Regions from separate parts of the Homo sapiens genome. Here region 2 is linked to region 1. The links are chromatin loops, found by intact Hi-C in ENCODE. Cell type or tissue: endothelial cell of umbilical vein. All regions are shown on one strand.

Region 1 (2,500 bases):
GCAATTTTCTTATGTACACTTTGTTTATACTTTGAAACAACTGAAATTTTGAGAGCTATTTCCCCTCACATAGGAAGCCAATTGACAGGGGCCACCTCAATGCTCTTGACCTCTAGTGGGGATTGGACCCCACAGATTCTTGCTACTCAGTGCTGTCCCAGGCCAGCATATCAATATCTCTTGGGAGCTTGCTGGAGATGCAGTATCTCAGGCCCCGCCCTTGGCAGCTGAAACAGAACCTTCATTTTAACAAGATTCCCTAGTGAGTCGAGTGCAAATTAAAGTTTGAGAAGTACTCTCCTAAATCACAGCTTGGTCAATCAAGAAGCAAGTGGTCCCAGGATGTTTCTATCCTTTAAATGTAACAACAATCCCATTACTGAGTTTTTTTGTTTCTTTTATTTGTTTGTTTTTGTTTTTTTTTTGAGATGGAGCGTTGCTTTGTCGCCCAGACTGGAGTGCAGTAGTGCCATCTCAGCTCACTGCAACCTCCACTTCCCAGGTTCAAGCAATTCTCCTGCCCCAGCCTCCTGAGTAGCTGGGGCTACAGGTGCATGCCACCACACCCAGCTAATTTTTGTATTTTTAGTAGAGATGGGGTTTCACCATGTTGGTCAGGCTTGTCTCGACTACCTGACCTCAGGTGATCCACCCGCCTCGGCCTCCCAAAGTGCTAGGATTACAGGTGTGAGCCACCGCGCCCGGCAATTACTCAGTGTGTAATGTGAACCACAGGCACTTTGAGTTCGTGGTCTCTAATTACTGACAGAGTCATTCAGGGCAGGTATCCTCAATTCTCATTTCCAGCTGAGAAAGAATGAGATTTGGGAGACAAAGTAACTTGGTAGAAATTACACAGCCAATAAATGAAAGTTCCTGGATGTGAACACAGGTTTATCTTCTGACTGAGCAATATTGCTTCCCATTCTTCTTGCTGTTTTTCAAAGCACCGTTTTTGATGAGGTAGGTCCTGGGGTCATAAAGAGAAAGGAATTTTGTTCATTTTACTCTTCCCTGGACTGTGTGAAATATTTCAGGTACAGAGACTAAGTCAATGATTATCTATCTGGTGGATTAAAGAACAGACAATTCAGAAATGCTCTTGATGGTCATAAGTTAATTTTAAAAATTTATTTAGAAGGGATCCTCAGGAATGCCTAATTGTATCCACTGGATTTTAATACTTTCAATTCCGTGCAACTAAATGTGGCCCTTGGAAAAGTCCTGTGACTTCCGAACCCACCAGTAGATGTCAGTATTTCTTTGGACACCACAATGGCCTCTCAAGTTTTTGCCCTACCAGGCTCTTCACAAGATCCGTTGTGTCTGAAGAAGGAGCGGCGACTTTTTGTCTACATTTTTACTTGGTTGGAACAATCTTCTGAGATATCTTCAAGGGTGTTAGTGACCCCAAGGCAGTACTCTCTTGCCCTCTCTCTCTCCCTGTCTCTCTCTGTCTCTGTATGTGTGCGCCTCTTTCCTTCTCTTTCTCTCCCTATTTCCTCTCCCCATACTCCCACACTGACATTTTTTAATGAAAAAGATGATTTTCTCCCATGAAGATATTTCTGTGCAGATGTTAGAAAAGGACATTCGAAGACACTAAAGTCAGATTTTGTCAAGCCCTCTGGCTGGTAAACCAAGCAGATCCCACTCTCCAGGAATGAAGCAACTATTACGTTGGGGCGAAAGTTATTGCTATTACTTTTAATGGCAAAAAAACACGATTTTTTCCCCCAACCTAATACTACCATGCTAAATGCCAATTCAAAAAGGATTGCCCTTTGAAGAAAAAAAGGCAGAAGTAAGCAGGAAGGATAGCTCACTTGGAGTATCATCCGAGTTAGCTTAGGTAAAGACTGTAGCTTTCTACTAAAGCGTAATTTATTTCTCAAAGAATATTTTATATGCAACTATTTTCTGGGCTCTGTTCTGGAGCTTTATTAAATGTGTAAGAAGGCTGAATAATTGATCAGGTTTACCAAAGACTACAATTTAAGCTGACAGGCATTTGATTTTAGATGCTGGTGTCTCATTTGTGTGGCTTTTTCATGCATCTGCCAGCAACGGGTATGCTAAGACAATTATGTTCTTCCCACTGGACTGCTTTTTCTTGTCTCCTTTCCAGAACGATCCTTCTATTTTTTTTTTAGAAAAAGCTGTGCTTTAGGTTAACCACATAAAATTATTTGACAGATATCTGAAGAGACTCACTTTCTTTACAAGAGAGGTTAATAGTAGCTTCTCAGTAAGGAAAAAAAAAACGCTGAGAGGGATTAAATAAGAGAAATGCTTTCTGAGTCATTAGATGCTAGACAGGTTAAAATACCAGAAAAGTACACTGTAGCATTCAATTTGGCACGAGGTAATGACTTAATGATTTTCCCGATTTCTGATATTCGGTGTGGAACACTTAAGCCTTTCTGAGGCCTGATTAGCAAACAGTTTTATTTCCCTTTGCAGAAGAGGATGTAATCAGTTGTTAGGTGGACAATTCAGA
Region 2 (2,500 bases), 1.4 Mb after region 1:
GGATTTAGTTATACTAAAAAACATTTAGTGGCATGAACCCGGGAGGTGGAGCTTGCAAGGAGCCAAGATTGTGCCACTGCACTCCAGTCTGGGCAACAGAGCAAGACTGTCTCAAACAAACAAACAACAACAGCAAAAAAAATTTAGTTCATCTGAAATTCAAACTTAACAGGGCATTTCATATTTTTTCTGGAAATTTAGTTATGATCTAATAGAAGAATAATAAAAATCATGATGTATTTAATAAAGATAAAATAAACAGTTGTATTAAGCACTAGAAAATAGGAGCTTAAGCTAGGCGTGGTGGCTCACACCTGTAATCCCAGCACTTTGGGAGGCCCAGGTGAGCAGATTACTTGAAGTCAGGAGTTCGAGACCAGCCTGGCCAACGTGGTGAAACGCTATCTCTACTAAAAATACAAAAATTAGCTGAGCGTGGTGGCTCATGCCTGTAATCCCAACTACTCTGGAGGCTGAGGCAGGAGAATTGCTTGAACCCGGGAGGCGGAGGTTGCAGTGAGCCGAGATTGCGCTACTGCACTCCATCCTGGGTGACAGAGTGAGACTCCCTTTCAATCAATCAATCAATCATCATCAATAAAATAGTAGTTTAATCATGCTATGCAAATTGAGAAGTGGAAGATAAGAGAAGGATTTATTAAAGAGTTGTTTCTGAACTGGGTTTCAAGCAAGCAAGTTATATTCAGACAAATGGTAACCACTGGAGTTCCAGAAAAGGGGGAAGGCAGAAGTAATGTTGGACTCAAGAAAAGAGCCACATTTATCCTCATAATTGTGGTCCATTTGGGCTGGCAAAGAAGTTTATACTGGGAGATATAAAACAAGCGGTACCATAAATAATGTAGGTAAGTCTAAAGTGATAAAGTATGAAAAATATGCCGGGCGCCTGTAGTCCCAGCTACTCGGGAGGCTGAGGCAGGAGAATGGCGTGAACCCGGGAAGCGGAGCTTGCAGTGAGCCGAGATTGCGCCACTGCAGTCCGCAGTCCGGCCTGGGCGACAGAGCGAGACTCCGTCTCAAAAAAAAAAAAAAAAATATGCACCACATTATAGTTCTAGTATATTAATTGTAAATTCAAGGGTACAATAGTTCAACAGTACGGCTCGGTGATGTAATTTCTGTCTAGGAAAAACAGCTATTTATATCAAGAGTTATAGCCCCCTCTACTGGTCAAAAGGAGAAAAATCCTCCGTTGATACCAAAATACAGTGGTTGGACAGACTGGATATTTCATTAGAAACCATTTAGTAATATTGGCAGTTTTGTGGAATGTCTTATTTTAAGCTGCACAAGTCTTTTTATAAATACTGCAATTCAGAAACGAATTAATAATACAAAACACTCCAAAAGTTGGGGGATTCCTTTAAAGCCATTAAATGGAAAATGTTAGATTGTTCAAATGAAGCTCACTCAAGTTCTTGCTTTCCTCACCAAGATTAGGGTTCTTTTCTGTCTAATCTGACCAAAAGTCCCCAGATGGCAAACACTAAGTCTGTTATAAAATACATTTTCTAACTACCTATAAAAGAACTATGTGTAAATAAGACTTACTCTGTGAGCCTGTAGAAATACTGCTTTCATCCCAAACCCATGGAAATGAGCACTGCAAGAGCGGCTTAGCAATCTTCAGTTGAAACAATTGGCCCCGAGTGGTTCTTATTGGACCACTTTGGGAGCATTTCTCCAAAGGAAATACTCTTCAGTACACTAAACTTCTTCAGCTGCTAACTTGCTGATTGACTCCTGGGTACCCTCAATTAATCAGCACCACCTGTTTAACAAAAGCAAATCACTCCCTATTGTCTGTTAGATCAACTCTGAAATCTCTCTCTGGCAGGAATTTAATCTCTCCGCCAGCTGGTCTTGACTCACCTGCTCACATTCCTGTCCAAAGCCTGGATTCCAGCGAGGGTTCCTCCTCATTGTTCCCCGCTCTGCCATGGGTCTCCCTGAAAAAAAAAAATCACCCCTACAGGAAAATGTAACTTCTCCTCTCTTTTCAGGGTCTACCTCAAGTCTCCACATCTACTGTACTGTGCAGCTACCACCTACCATGTCTTAACTCTCTAAATCCTTCATATTCATTATGTTTTAGACTTGCTCCTCTATGTCATGTTGTATTTACTGTTTTCTTGTCAATTTCTGAGCCAATACATGTGTAGGACCCCCTGGAAGGTTAATAATTTGGTACCTTTCTAATTCATGTTAGTTACATGTTAATCCAGAAGAGATTCATGGGGTATGAGGAAGCACATAGGGCAGGGACCACAGAGCACAGTCACTACCCTACTGTTTCGAAGACCTTCCTACTTCACTCCCTAAAACACAAGCCCTACAGTATGGCGTATCTCTAAGGGTCTCACCACCCTCTTCCTCACCCTCAAGAAGCTACTTGAAAACATTCATTCCAGACACACATAGTGCATACTCTCAGAAATGATTTGTTTATAGGATCTTCTCGGTCTTGTTATTTTTCTAC

What was found. Peaks named below come from ENCODE experiments on the same cell type or tissue, not always from the same donor. Only the 100,000 strongest peaks of a DNase experiment are listed, where the experiment ranks them.
Region 2: a loop joins it to region 1, with 2.8 times the contacts of the local background. A loop is called at or near these places in 4 of 110 quality-filtered maps.

The regions. Positions count from the first base shown.
Region 1 is chr10:17,256,641-17,259,140 of GRCh38, reverse strand. No RefSeq gene overlaps it. Among named protein-coding and RNA genes, the nearest start is that of VIM-AS1, 28 kb to the right of the region's middle. In endothelial cell of umbilical vein, a CTCF peak has its summit at 1,237 (motif pointing right); a DNase peak (open chromatin) is centred at 1,280; H3K27ac peaks cover 388 bases.
Region 2 is chr10:15,901,458-15,903,957 of GRCh38, reverse strand. No RefSeq gene overlaps it. Among named protein-coding and RNA genes, the nearest start is that of MINDY3, 42 kb to the right of the region's middle. In endothelial cell of umbilical vein, a CTCF peak has its summit at 1,218 (motif pointing left); a DNase peak (open chromatin) is centred at 1,187.